Regions from separate parts of the Homo sapiens genome. Here region 1 is linked to region 2. A link is an interaction called in ENCODE POLR2A ChIA-PET data of the cell type or tissue named here. Cell type or tissue: GM12878. All regions are shown on one strand. Each heading gives the region's core, and the rest is flanking DNA. Links, peaks and the distances in the headings are about the cores only.

Region 1 (12,788 bases), core at 2,676-5,175, 96 kb before region 2:
TGACCTTGTGACCTCTCTTGACCTCAGCCTCCTCAAATGAAAAATGAATGTTGGACTAAAACAAGCTAGTTTGCTGGGGTCATGAACCCTCTGATTTTGTAATTTCTGAACACTTTTCTTGGAACATGATGCAGAGCTTTCTCGGGTTCTCAGGGTCTTTGCTGATTTGAAAATGAAGAGCCAGCAGTCTAGAGAGCTTATCAGATTGTAATGTTTCACTGGCTCTACATTTGCAACAGAATTGTTTCCAACTGTTATACAAGGGACCTCTGTATTGAGAGAACCTGAGTCACAGGGCATTTATTGTGTTTAGTTATTGGTTAGACCCATGATTGGCCTGTGCTGGACTCAAGCCTTTGTTACAGCTTGTACTACAACAAGATTCCACTCCTTATATCAGGAAACCTTAAAACACTGAGTAGCACATTGCAGAGCTTCCCTTGCTTCTCCAGGCGAATTGCCCTCTCCTGGCAGCTGAAACCCAGAGGCACAAGAGTCTTTTGTGCCTATCATTGGACAACATATCCCCATCCTTGGAGCCACCTGACTAGTTGCTCTACCTTTGCAGATTTCTAGGTGTTTCTCAGGTTTCCTGTAATCTCAGGGTGCCAACTGTGATGCCTCCCCCTCCCCAAGTCTCCCACTGTGCCGCGTATTCTAGACTGGTTCGCGTTGAGCGGAGTGTTCAGCAGTCTCCATGGAGAAGGGCCTGCCTCTCTGAACATAAAGCCCATCTGTGCTTTTGAGACGAGGTGCATTTGCACAGTGCGGTGCTCCATCTTGATTTTTAGTGTGTTCTGTCTGGCCTGTGCCTATCAAGTAAACAGAAGGAACAAACTCCAGCCAGATTCAGAGGTGATTGTCAGCATGTCAGGAATGTTGCTGTGCACAGAAGGTTTCTCAGACTGCATGTGCGCCACACACTCCAGTTTGTACTTATTTAGTTAGAAGGACCTTATTTCAGACTCTTTCCTGAGATAGTTCCATCTTATACAGAGTATCCTGCTCCCTACACCTCCTCATCAGCATCATCTGTACAAGGCCTACGTGGCCAGCAGCTGTGGTACGGACTCCACTTGTGAGAAAGGAAAGTTAGAAGCAGAATATGCCATGACGTGACCGAGATGCTGCTGGGACCCCAGAAGAGCATTCCTCACTGACAGAATGGTCAGAACTGAAGCAAAGTGTTGGTTCTTGCCATGTCTGAGACGAGGTTAACTTAGCGAAGATCATAGGTCACAGAATTTTATATCTGAAAAATACAGTTTTTATCCCAGACAAGTGATATCCCACTTGTCTGATTCATTAGCAGCGAGTCACTAGGCCTAGCCCACATTGAAGGGGAGGAGACTCCACCCGGATATGAATGCAGGGGAGGGTCCCTTGGGGCCATCTCAGAGGTCTGGTGACCACATTTGCTTATCTAGTTAAAGTATCTCACATAAAGATTCACTGGTTGGCTGGGCCCAGCACTCCTGTAATCACAGCACTTTGGGAGGCTGAGGTGGGCAGATCACATGAGAACAGGAGTTCAAGACCAGCCTGGCCAACATGGCAAAACTCCATCTCTACTAAAAATACAAAAATTAGCCAGATGTGGTGGTGCATGTCTGTAATCCCAGCTACTCAGGAAGCTGAGGCACGAGAATCACTTGAACCCAGGAGGTGGAGGTTGCAGTGAGCCAAGATCACACCACTGTGCTCTAGCCTGGGAAACAGCAAGATCCTGTCTAAAAAAAAAAAAAAGGTCAGGGGCGATGGCTCACGCCTGTAATCCCAGCACTTTGGGAAGCCAAGCGAGGCAGGTGGATCATGAGGCCAAGAGATTGAGACTATCCTGGCCAACATGGTGAAACCCCATCTCTACTAAAAATACAAAAATTAGCTGGGCATGGTGGTGCACGCCTGTAGTCCCAGCTACTCAGGAGGCTGAGGCAGGAGAATCATTTGAACCCAGGAGGCAGAGGTTGCAGTGAGCCGAGATCGCGCCACTGCACTCCAGCCTGGTGACAGAGAGATTCCGTCTCAAAAAAGAAAAGATTCACTGACGACTGATAGATGTATTACTTCCTGGAGATTACTACCTGCTCCAGCACTTTTCCTGCTCTTTTCCACTTTTCATTACAGAAGAAAAAGGGCCAAAAATGTGATGCACTTCATTGTCATTTAACAAGTATTTATTAAGAATTTACCTGTGCTGAGCACAGGGATTCAGAGGATGGAATTTAAGAAGTGAGATAGTGCTGTGATGGAGACACACAAGATTCCGTGGGAGTATCTCAGAAAGACATTGTCTCATCCTAGAGGAGATAGTAGTGAGACTGATGCCCAGGGGACCAGCAGGAGCCAATCAGACAGCATGGGGGAGAGTAGTGCTCCCAGCAGAGGGAGTGGCAAGAGAGAGCAGAGTCCCATCAACAGAGTCAAGTGTGGATGGGCCCACACTTTTGCTTTTTTGTCAAAACCACCAAGGAACAGAGTTGGTTGACATCCCTTGCGTGATGTATATCTCATCCAAGATCGGCTCCGGTCTCCAGGCTTCCTGAACCCTTAGCCTCAGGCCTGGCGAAAGCCCATGCATATTGGTGAGCTATCACTTGTGCCTCTGACCCACCCAGGATTGCAAACTGGTATTACCCTACACAAACCAGAATTCACGGAGGGCCCTGACAGCTCTGTCCTGGCTTCATTTTCATCCAGTGTGATCCTAACGCCAAGGGCTGGGGCATAAGACCCATGGAGAAATAACACCTGCCCAGGAGTCGTAGCTTTTCTCTTTCAACTGCTCTGAACAAACACAACTTCTAGAATCTGGTTTTTATCTTCCTCAGAAGGCATGCCCTAGGTAATGATCCCAGGAAGAGGGTCTGATTATTTCCAGGCTGATGGTGGGCAGGAGGTTTCACTTCCAGATACTAGAGCTTTAGACACATGTGGCTGGCCACCCTGCCTACCCCTCTTGTCTCATCCCCCATCATCATTTCAATATCAAAGTATTTGCAAAGGTTCAGTGTCATGCTGTTATGAAGCAGCCTGGATGTTCACCTGGGTCCTATGACTCTGATGTGCGGTCCTCAGGCCATGGTGCCTGGCCCAGATCATGCAGAGGGAGATTCCTGAGTCCTCGCCATATGTTTAATGCTGGCTGGGCCATCTGTCTTACAGTGAAGTGTGTTAGCATTTCAGAGGTCATTCTTTTTTTTTTTTTTTTTTTTTTTTGAGACAGTCTTGCTCTGTCACCCAGGCTGGAGGGCAGTGGCAGGATTTTGGCTCACTGCAAGCTCCACCTCCTGGGTTCAAGCGATTCTCCTGCGTCAGCCTTCTGAGTAGCTGGGATTATAGGCATGCGCCACCATGCCCAGCTAATTTTTGTATGTTTAGTAGAGACAGGGTTTCGCCATGTTGGCCAGGCTGGTCTCAAACTCCTCACCTTAGGTGATGCACCTACCTCGGCCTCCCAAAGTGCTGGGATTACAGGCATGAGCCACCGGGCCCGGCCCATTTTTGTTCTTTAAGTGGATTTAATTTCCATCTTGAGTTCCTACGCTGTCTGAACTGGTCACTTAATCTAGGCATTTCCAGGCAAACTCGAAACCAGCCCTCAGAGATTCTTATCCTGCTTCCTGTGCCCTGAGATTTGCCTATTCTGGACATTTTATATAAATGGGATCATACGATATGTGGTCTTCTGTGACTGGCTTCTGTGACTGGCTTCTTGCACGTAGCATACTGTTTTCTTTCTTTTTTTTTTTTTTTTTTGAGACAGAGTCTCTTTCTGTCATCCAGGCTGGAGTGCAGTGGCGCTATCTCAGCTCACTGCAGCCTCTGCCTCCCAGATTCAAGCAATTCTTCTCCCTTGGCCTCCTGAATTGATGGACATTTGAATTGTTTTTACTTTTTGGCTATGTCGAATAACGCTGCTATGAACATTTGGGTTCAGATTTTTGTGTGGACATGTTTTCATGTCTCATGGATATATACCTAGGAATGGAATTGCTGCCAGTCTGTCCAAAGCAGCTGCACTATTTTACTTTTTTTTGGGTGGGGGAGGTGGGGGTGTGGGGGTGGTATTTGGTCTTTATTCCGTAGATGGCTTAAAGAAATTCAGTTATCTAAAATCTCAGGACAAATTTATCCCTTTTATCTTATATTCAATTCAGAAATTGTTGAGATTTTCCTAGAATCACAGTCTGCAAATACATGACAGTGAAGGATTGGAAGGTGGTAATAGGAAAAGTAGCTGGGGAGACAAAACAGTGCCCAGACTGAGGTTTTAATGTTAGGAAAAAAGAACATTAATGATACTGCAGAATGGTCACAAGAGCTATCCCTAGCACCAGTCTTTTTTTTTTTTTTTTTTTTTTTAGTTCCTTTTATTAATTTCAATAGGTTTTGGGGGAACATGGCGGGAGGGGCAGATTTGGTTACATGGATAAGTTCTTTAGTGATTTCTGAGGTTTTGGTGCCCCCGTCACCCAAGCAGTGTACACTGTACCCAATGTGTAGTCTTTTATCCCTCACCCCCCTCCCACCCTTTCCCTCAAGTCCCAAAAGTCCAGTGTATCATTCTTTTTTTTTTTCCTCCTGAGACAGTGTCTTGCTCTGTTGCCTAGGCTGGAGTGCAGTGACACAATCTCAGTTCACTGCACCCTCCGCCTCCTGGGTTCAAGGGATTCTCCTGCCTCAGCCTCCCAAGTAGCTGGTATTACAGACATGAACCACCACATCTGGCTAATTTTTGTATTTTTAGTAGAGATGGAGTTTCACCATGTTGGCCAGGCTGGTCTCGAACTCCTGTCCTCAAGTGATCCGCCCATCTTGGCCTCCCAAAGTGCTGGGATTGCAGACCAGTGTATCATTCTTACACCTTTGCATTCTCATAGCTTAGCTCCCACTTATGGATAAGAACAACGATGTTTGGTTTTCCATTCCTGAGTCACTTCACTTAGAATAATGGTCTCCAGTTCCATCCAGGTTGCTGTGAATGCCATTGTTTTGTTCCTTTTTATGACTGAATAGTATTCCATGGTATGCATTTACCACATTTTCTTTATCCACTCGTTGATTGATGGGCATTTGGGCTGGTTCCATATTTTTGCAATTGTGAATTGTCCTAGCACCAGTCTTCAGGAGGGAGGGAGGGAATATTTAATTACAGCTCCTTATATGTAATTCTGGGCTACATTTTTTAACTTGTCTATTAATCCTTTTATAATATTCCATATTATGTAAGAGAAAACTAAGATTCAGTAGGATTAATTTATTTACTCAAAGAAAATGTTGAAATAAGAATGCAAATTCCATCTCTAGTGCTTTCTTCACAACATAAATTTTTATCTAGCTTCCTTGCTCACTGGAAGTACCTTTATCAATTACATGAGAAATACCTACAAATCAGTTGCAATGATTTATTCATGTATTAATTTGTTTAATCATGATTTTGTCACATAGATTTTGAATATTTGCTATTGCTAGAAACTGATGCTGATGTGGTTAGAGAGATGTATGTAAATATTTAAATATACATAAATATATATTTATATTTATATTTATGTATATATTGTGATTTATATATTTATGTACATAAATATACATGTATATTATGTAATTGGTATATTTATGTGTATTTATGTATTTACAAATATGTATACTGTGATTTATATATTTATGTATACATATTATGTGATACATAAACTTTTAAATTTTTTAATTTTTTTATTTCAATAGGTTTTTGGGGAACAGGTAGTATTTGATTACATGAATAAGTTTGTTAGTGGTGATTTCTGAGATTTTGGTGTACCCATCATCCAAGCAGTGTACACTGTACCCCATGTGTAGTCTTTTATCCTTTTCCACACCCCACCCTTTCCCCGAGTCCCCAAAGTCCAATATATCATTCTTAGGCCTTTGTGTCCTCATAGCTAAGCTCCCACATATGAGTGAGAATGTACAATGTTTGGTTTTCCATTCCTGAGTTACTTCACTTAGAAAAATAGTCTCCAATTCCATCCAGGTGGCTGTGAATGCCATTATTTCATTCTTTTTTATAGCTGAGTAGTATTCCATGGTGTATCTATCCCATTTGTTTTACCCACTCATTGATTGATGGGCATTTGGGCTGGTTCCATATTTTTGCAATTGCAAATTGTGCTGCTATAAACATGCGTATGCAAGTATCTTTTTTGTATAATGACTTACTTCCCTGTAGGTAGATACCTAGTAATGGGATTGCTGGATCAAACAGTAGATCTACTTTTAGTTCTTTAAGGAATCACCACACTGTTTTTCATAGTAGTTGTACTAGTTTACATTCCCACCAACAGTGTAAAAGTGTTCCTTTTTCACTGCATTCACACCGACATCTATTATTTTTTGAGCTTTTTATTGCCATTCTTGTAAGAGTAAGGTGGTATTGCATTGTAATTTTGATTTGCATTTCCCTGATAATTAGTAATTTGAGCATTTTTCCATATACTTGTTGGCCATTTGTATACCATCTTTTGAGAATTTTCTATTCATGTCCTTAGCCCACTTTTTTATGGGATTATTTTTTTCTTGCTGATTTGTTTTCTTTGTAGATTCTGAATATTAGTCCTGTGTCAGATGTATAGTTTGTGAAGATTTTCTTCCACTCTGTGGGTTGTTTGTTAACTTTGCTGATTATTTCTTTTGCTGTGCAGAAGCTATTTAGTTTAATTAAGTCCCATCTATTTATCTTTGTTTGTTGCATTTGCTTTTGGGTTCTCGGTCATGGAGTCTTTGCCTAAGCCAATGTCTAGAAGGGTTTTTCCAATGTTATCTTCTAGAATCTTTATGGTTTCAGGTCTTAGATTTAAGTCTTTGATCCAACCTGAGTTGATTTTTGTATAAGGTGAGAGATGAGGATCCAGTTTCATTCTTCTATGTGTCTTGCCAGTTATCTCAGCATCATTTGTTAAGTAGGGTGTCCTTTCCCCATTTTTTGTTTTTGTTTGCTTTGTCAAAGATCAGTTGGGTGTAAGTATTTGGCTTTATTTCTGGGTTCCCTATTGTGTTCCATTGGTGTATGTGCCTATTTTTATACCAGTACCATGCTGTTTTGATGACTGAGGCCTTATAGCATAGTTTGAAGTTGAGTAATGTGATGCCTCCAGATTTATTCTTTTTGCTTAGTCTTGCTGTGGCTATGTGGGCTCTTTTTTGGTTCCATATGAATTTAAGGGTTGTTTTTTCTAGTCCTGTGAGGAATGATGGTGGTATTTTGATGGGAATTGCATTGAATTTGTAGATTGCTTTTGGCAGTATGATTATTTTCACAATATTGACTCTACCCATCCATGAGCATGGGATGTGTTTCCATTTGTTCATGTCATCTATGATTTCTTTCAGCAGTGTTTTATAGTTTTCCTTATAGAGGTCTTTCATATCCTTAGTTAGGTATATTCCTAAGTATTTTATTTTATTTTATTTTATTTTTTGCAGGTATTCTGAAAGGGGTTGAGTTCTTGATTTGATTCTCAGCTTGGTCGCTGTTGATATATAGCAGAGCTACTGATTTGTGTACAATAATTTTGTATCCTGAAACTTTGCTGAATTCATTTACCAGTTCTAGGAGCTTTTTGGATGAGTCTTTAGAATTTTCTAGGTATACAATCATATAATCAGCAAACAGTGACAGTTTGACTTCCTCTTTACCGATTTGGATGCCCTTTCTTTCTTTCTCTTGTCTGATTGCTCTGGCTAGGACTTCCAGTACTATGTTGAATAGAAGTGGTGAAAGTGAGCATCCTTGTCTTGTTCCAGTTCTCAGGGGGAATGCTCTCAACTTTTCCCTGTTCAGTATAATATTGGCTCTGGGTTTGTCATAGATGGCTTTTATTACATTAAGGTATGTCCCTTCTATGCCAGTTTTGCTGAGGGTTTTAGTCATAAAGCGATGCTGGATTTTGTCTAATGCTTTTTCTGCATTTATTGGATCATGTGATTTTTGTTTTTAATTCTGTTTATGTGGTATATCACATTTATTGACTTACGTATGTTAAACCATCCCTGTGTCCCTGGTATGAAACCCACTTGATCATGGTGGATTATCTTTTTGATATGCTGTTGGATTTGGTTCACTAGTATTTTTTTGAGGATTTGTGCATCAGGGATATTGGTCTGTAGCTTTCTTGTTTTGTTATGTCCTTCCCTGGTTTTGGTATTAGGGTTATACTGGCTTCGTAGAATGATTTACGCAGGATTCCCTCTTTTTCTATCTTTTGCAATAGTGTCAGTAGGATTGGTACCAATTCTTCTTTGAATGTCTGATGGAGTTCAGCTGTGAATCCATCTGGTCCTGGACTGTTTTTTGTTGGCAATTTTTTTTATTACCATTTCAATCTCACTGCTTGTTATTGGTCTATTCAGATATTCTGTATCTTCCTGGTTTAATCTAGGAGGATTGTATATTTCCAGGAATTTATCCATTTCCTCTAGGTTTTCTAGTTTATGCATGTAAAGGTGTTCATGGTAACTTTAAATCTTTTGTATTTCTGTGGTATCAGTAGTAGTAGCTCTCGTTTCGTTTCTATTTGAGCTTATTTGGATCTTCTCTCTTCTTTTCTTGGTTAATCTTGCTAATGGTCTATCAATTTTATTTATCTTTTGAAAGAACCAGCTTTTGGTTTCATTCACTCACTCATTCATTCATTCATTCATTCATTTTTGAGATGGAGTCTCACTCTGTTGCCCAGGCTGGTGTACAGTGGTGTGATCTCAGCTCACTGCAGCCTCCACCTCCCGGGTTCAAGAGATTCTCCTGCCTCAGCCTCCCGAGTAGCTGGGATTACAGGTGCGTGCCACCACACCCTGTTAATTTTTGTTTTTTTCAGTGGAGATGGGGTTTCACCATGTTGCCCAGGCTGGTCTCGAACTCCTGACCTCAAGTGATCCACCCACCTTGGCCTCCCAAAGTGCTGGGATTACAGGCGTGAGCCACCGTGCCTGGCCTGTTTCATTTATCTTTTGTATTGTTTTGTGTGTATGTGTTTCAGTTTCATTTAGTTCTGCTCTGATCTTCGTTATTTCTCTTCTGCTGGGTTTGGGCTTGGATTGTTCTTGTTTCTCCAGTTCTGTGAGGTGTGACCTTAGATTGTCTGTGCTCTTTCAGACTTTTTGATGTAGGCATTTAATGCTATGAACTTTCCTCTTAGCATCACTTTTTCCGTATCCCAAAGGTTTTGATAGATTCTGTCACTATTATTCAGTTCAAAGAATTTTTAAATTTCCATCTTGATTTCATTGTTGATCCAACCATCATTCAGGAGCAGATTATTTAATTTCCATGTATTTGCATGGTTTTGAGGGTTCCTTTTGGAGTTGCTTTCCAATTTTATTCTAATGTCGTCTGATAGAGTGCTTGATATGATTTTGGTTTTCTTAAATTTACTGAGACTTGTTTTGTGGCCTATCCTATGGCCATTTTACATTTCTATCAGCAGTATATTAGGGTTCTAATTTCTCCACATCCTTGCCAACACTTGTTATTACCTGTCTTTTTTATTATAGTCATCCTTGTGGGTGTGCGGTGATGTCTCATTGTAGTTTTGATTTGCATTTCCCTAATAATGCTGAGCATCTTTCCATGTACTTACTGGATATTTATATATCTTTGGAGGAATGTCTATTCAGATCCTTTGCCCATTTTAAAATATTATTTGTCCTTTTATTATTGAGTTGTAAGAGTTCTTTATATATTTTATATATAGATCATGTATCATATATAGTTTGCAAACATTTTCTCCCTTTCTGGGGGTTGACTTTCACTTTCTTGATGGTATTCTTCAAAGCACAAAAGTTTTACTTTTGATAATATTCAATGTATCTAGTTTTTCTTTCATAGCTTGGGCTTTTGATGTCATATCTAAAAAGTCATTGCCTAGGCCAGGCGCGGTGGCTCACACCTGTAATCCCAGCACTTTGGGAGGCCGAGGCAGGTGGATCACGAGGTCAGGAGATCGAGACCATCCTGGCTAACATGGTGAAACCCTGTCTCTACGAAAAATACAAAAAATTAGCCGGGAGTGGTGACGGGCACCTGTAGTCCCAGCTAGTCAAGAGGCTGAGGCAGGAGAATGGTGTGAACCCGGGAGGCGGAGCTTGTGGTGAGCCGAGATTGCACCACTGCACTCCAGCCTGGGCAACAGAGCAAGACTCCGTCTCAAAAAAAAAAAAAAAAAAAGTCATTACCTAATCCAAGATTATAAAGCCTTCCCCCTATGTTTTCTCTAAGAATGTTATAATTTCAGCTCCTATGTTTAAGTTATTGACTAATTCTGAATTGATTTGTTCATATGTTTTTTAATGATATCTTTTGAAAAGCAGAAGTTTGGTCGGGCTCAGTGGCTCACACCTGTAATCCTAGCACTTTGGGAGGCCGAGGCGGGTGGATCACCTGAGGTCAGGAGTTTGAAGCCAGCCTGGCCAAGATGGCGAAACCCCATCTCTACTAAAAATATAAGAAAAGCCAGGCATGGTGGCACACACGCACCTGTAATCCCATCTACTTTGGAGGCTGAGGCAGGAGAATTGGTTGAACCCAGGGGACGGAGGTTGCACTGAGCCAAAATCGCACCACTTCACTCCAGCCTGGGTGAAAGAGTGAAACTCCATCTCAAAAAAAAAAAAGAGAAGACGAAAAGAAAAAGAAAAGAAAAAGTTTAAAATTTCAATGAAAGCCAGTTTATCTGTTTGGTTTTGTTTTTACATATCATGGTTTGGGTGTTTTCTTAGAGAAATTTTATAGTTTTAGCCCTTATAGTTACTATGATCCATTTTAGTTTTAGCTCTTATAGTTACTATGATCCATTTTGATTTAGTTCATATTTATTTGTATCATGGAAAGATCTCAGAAAGCATGCTAAGTGATTAAAGCAAATTGCAAAGTGATATGAGCAGTACAATACCATTCATGCAAAATTTAAAAGCGTGAAATACCATCTATTATTCATAGCTATACATGCACATATAGGTTAAAAGTTTCACAGCAGAATTTTGATAGGGGTTGCCTCTGAAGGGAGGAGAGGAAAGAACTGGAACAGGAAAGAACTGGTGGACAAAAATATTGCAAATTTTTCTGCAATATTTTTAGGTTGAAATACATTTGACACAATATGAAGTTACCAATTTGGGGTGGTTAATTATGTTGTACTTTTTAGTTTTCTGTATTTTTTTTAACTTCTCAAAATACACATACACACACACACACACACACACACACACACACACACAAATGATTCAAAGTAAGAACCACAGAAAACAATCCATTTCTGTTGAGTTTGGTGGCCACACGGTTGAAGCACTGCGGTGGGGTGTCGTGCGTCCAGCCTGTCCACCTGTTCAGGGCCAATTCTGTTTGTATATGGGGTTTCTAGCTGAGAAAGCTAGAAGAAGGATAACTGTCTTCATTTGAATTCACTCTCACACTTTGGCTTCTATTTTTTCCAGTTTTGCTTCCACAGAAAACCCTAGTCCACCTTCCACACTCAGTTCCCGTTGTGCTGAAGAGCTACAGAGCCCACATCTCAGTGAGCGGCCCTTGATTAGTTTTCTCCTTTTATTTATTTTATCCCATTGCTCCAAACTTTCTCCACAACTATACCAGGGCCTCCCAAGGAAAGCTTGGTTTCTGTTTACCATGTGTCCTTTCTCACCTCGTCCCCGCGGGGTGGCCCCGGACAGCCTTGCTGTACATGTGCAGTGCATGTGGCATGACTGGCCCCATGGCCCCGCTTGCAGCCTGCAGCCGAGCTCCGCACATGCTCAGAGCATGCCCTGCAGGAAGTGGGGTCACAACCTGCAGAGTGCACACTGCCACCCTTGGAGTCAAGGGGTTGTTCCCATGCCTCCCACTGGCAAGCTGTGTGGCCTGACACAACGTCTCTTTCCATTCTTCTTCTTCTATAAAATGGACATAAAAATATATACCCTGGCTTGGTATGGTGGCTCACACCTGTAATCCTAGCACTTTGGGAGGCGAAGGCGAGCAGATTGCATGAGCTCAGGAGTTAAAGACCAACCTGGACAACGTGTTGAAACCCCGTATCTACTAAAAATACAAAAAATTAGCCCAGCGTGGTGGCGCACACCTGTAGTCCCAGCTACTCGGGAGGCTGAAGCAGGAGAATCTCTTGAACCTGGGAGGCGGAGGTTACAGTGAGCTGAGATCGTGCCACTGCACTCCACCTGGGCAACAAAGCAAGACTCTGTCTCCAAAAAAGATATATACGTATATAAATATATACATACACACACACACACACACACACACACGTATGTCCTTTCCACTCACAGGTTGCCGGCAGCAGCGGGGGGAGGGGTCCAAATGAGAACATGTACATGAATGTGTTTGCAAACAAAATGAAAGCTGTTTGCATGTTACTTCCTGCCCTGCAAGCCAAGCCCTTCTAGAGCCCTGGCCCAGTCACGCAGCTCACTCTGTCTCCACCACTCTGTGCCAGCCTCTTCTTTCCCTCCCATTCTTGGTCTTGTTCTTAGGATGTTCTCTCTCTCTGCCCTGCACGCCCCCTTCCTTTTTTCCTTTTCTTCCTCTCTCCAGTCTTGGAAGCAGCCTAACTCCTTCCTTTCAAGTATGATCTTGTACCACTGAACTGAGGCCCACTGGCTGGCTCTGGTTGATGGAGAAAAAGTACTTTCTTCCTTCCTCAAAGAGGTCAGGTACTTGAGATAACGTATTTTCTGTCTTTGAATCTCCAGGCTCAGGCCACAGGGTCACCACATACATCGCCCACCCATGGAGGCGGCCGGCC
Region 2 (2,500 bases), core at 1-2,500:
CTGTGTGATCCTTTCTTACACTCGGGGGTCTGGGGTCTTCAGAAGATGGTTCAGAAGCAGCAGGCCTCCCCTCCCATGGGGCGTGTGCCCTTGGGCACCCTGAGCCCTCATGAAGGCTCCCGCGAGTTTGCTCCTCCTCCCACAGCCTTTCTGCCCTCACCGCCCGTCTGCTGTGCTTTCCTGAAAAGAGCCCCTGAAGGATCTCCGGCCTCGGGGCTGGCCTCTCCCTCCACAGACGGCACGGGGCTCCCCAGTCCCCTGGCATCCTTTCCAGATGCTTCCTCTGCTGTGCTCCTTAAATTGCCCTCTTTGGTCCTTCTCCAGCCCTCACTGCCGTGTCACTCTGCACAGCTTAGTGACAGTGCTCTTGAAGGTCAGCCATTCTGACCCCTAGCCAAGCCTCCTCATCCTCAGTATCTTTCTCAGACAGCTTTGGTCTCCAGTGTTGGCAGCCCTCCCCTTCCTTGCTCCCACAACACACCAGGGTCCTCTTCTGCACCTCCGAGCATTCTCTCTCTATCTCCTGTGTGAGCTCTGCCTCTCTCCAGCTTGACTGTGGCCACCACCTATGCTAAGACCGGGCACCTCTGTTCACCCTCCATGTGCATGTCTTTGGAGGCCTCCCAGAACTTGAGCCATGATGGTCTGCCCTGCAGACATGCCTCAGCTGGAGGATGGATGGAGGGGCCAGGGATGCTCTTCCCGCTGGTCTTATGTCTACAGCTGGTCACAGTAGGTTTCCATTTGTGTGTCCCACTGTCACCTAAAAATTAATGTGGCAAACCACAAGGTATTTTGCAATCACAGAAAATGAAAGTTGAGTAGGTTGTTGAGGGCCATCTTACTCAGGTCTCCAGGAGAGCTGTGGACCCTCTTCTACCTCTGTGCTGCCAGCACTGCCCTGGGTTGGCCCCTCCTTGGGGAGGGCCCAAAAGCCATCTTTGGCTCCTGACATCGTGCAGGGTATGAAGAGCAGCCTGTGGCCCATCTGCAGGGTCAGGACGTCTTTCTCCCCACTTCCCCAGCATCATTTCTGCTGGGGATTAGTCATGCCAGAGCCCAGCTGAGTCAGAAGGGACTTGTGGGTGGTTTGTGGCCAGGCTGGAGTAGTGAGGCAGGACTTTCTAGGTTTATGTCTCTGTGCCCCAGGAGACAAGCATGTCAGGGCCCAGCCGTGCACAGGTGTTATGTGAGGGGCGGGGAGTAAAACAAACTTCTGTTCCAAACTCGGTGAATGCAAGAGATGGAGAGGAGCTGAGATTCGGTCCCTGAGATCCTCCTGCAGGCTGACAGGCATGCGCGGTGCCAGCTCCACATGGCAGGGGTGTTCACAGCTGTACAAGTCCTCCACTTTCCATAGTTGTCCATTTCGAGTATTGCCTGGACTTCAAATAGATATTGCTAAATTTAATATTTCTTTTCACTTGATTTTCTTTTTTTTTTTTTGAGACAGTCTCGCTCTGTCTCCCAGGCTAGAGTGCAGTGGCGTGATCTTGGCTCACTGCAACCTCTGCCTCCCAGGTTCAAGCAATTCTCCTGCCTCAGCTTCCCTAGTAGCTGAGACTACAGGCGCGTGCCACCATGCCCGGCTAATTTTTTGTATTTTTAGTAGAGATGGGGTTTCATCGTGTTAGCAGGATGGTCTCAATCTCCTGACCTCATGATCCACCTGCCTCAGCCTCCCAAAGTGCTAGGATCATAGGCGTGAGCCACCATGCCCAGCGATTTTATTTTCAATAAAGGTGATTCATTAAGTAGATCACAAATGTAATTGTGTATCTGTGAACAAAAGCTTTCTCATATAAATAAACTTTTAACTCAAATCCTTTATCAGAGCTTGTGTTATGATTTTATGGTTCGGAAAATGTGGTCATAAAGAGAGAGAGATGCCTTCCGGGGGGACAGCAGCGTCTGCCCTGAAGTTCCCCAAAGGATGTATTATTTATATATATATATATATATATATATATATATATATATATATATATATATATATATATTATATTATTTAGATATATAAATATATATCTAAATATATATCTAAATAATATATTATTTAGATATCTAAATAATATATTATTTAGATATCTAAATAATATATTATTTAGATATATATATGGGTGTGGGTATTTTTATAGAGATGGAGTCTCACTATGTTGCCCAGGCTGGTCTCAAACTCCTGGCCTCAAGGGATCCTCCTGCCTTGGCTTCTCAAAGTGCTGGGATTACAGGCATGAGCCACGGTGCCTGGCCAAGGATATATTTTAAGTGGGGCTCTGAGGGGTGCCTCAAGCCTCATCAGGCAGGAGGGGAGTTGGTGGGGGCATATTACACAGCCCTGGAAGTGTGGCTCGTGGGACAGGAGGAGGCTGGGGCTGGAAGGGAAGCCAGGGCCAGCCCCAGACAGGCCTGGAATGCTACACTGCTGGGATCCACCTCTGGCCTCACAGGCTGTGTCTGTGCCTGCAGGACGGAGAGGAGCAGGAGGAGCCGCGTGGCA

The links. ChIA-PET counts read pairs that join two places held together with the same protein. Peaks named below come from ENCODE experiments on the same cell type or tissue, not always from the same donor. Only the 100,000 strongest peaks of a DNase experiment are listed, where the experiment ranks them.
Region 1: POLR2A ChIA-PET joins it to region 2 with 5 read pairs; 4 of 35 experiments call an interaction of 5 or more read pairs at or near these places.

Annotation. Positions count from the first base shown.
Region 1 is chr2:25,388,309-25,401,096 of GRCh38, reverse strand. DTNB (dystrobrevin beta) reads left to right here. Exons shown (of 21, transcript NM_021907.5): 17 at 12,736-12,788. Among named protein-coding and RNA genes, the nearest start is that of DTNB-AS1, 26 kb to the left of the region's middle. RefSeq lists an enhancer at 12,471-12,680. In GM12878, for the core only: no CTCF peak of the experiment used is centred there; no DNase peak of the experiment used is centred there.
Region 2 is chr2:25,300,213-25,302,712 of GRCh38, reverse strand. DNMT3A (DNA methyltransferase 3 alpha) reads left to right here. Exons shown (of 23, transcript NM_022552.5): 3 at 2,470-2,500. Among named protein-coding and RNA genes, the nearest start is that of MIR1301, 27 kb to the left of the region's middle. In GM12878, for the core only: no CTCF peak of the experiment used is centred there; a DNase peak (open chromatin) is centred at 1,072; H3K4me3 peaks cover 744 bases; H3K27ac peaks cover 1,304 bases.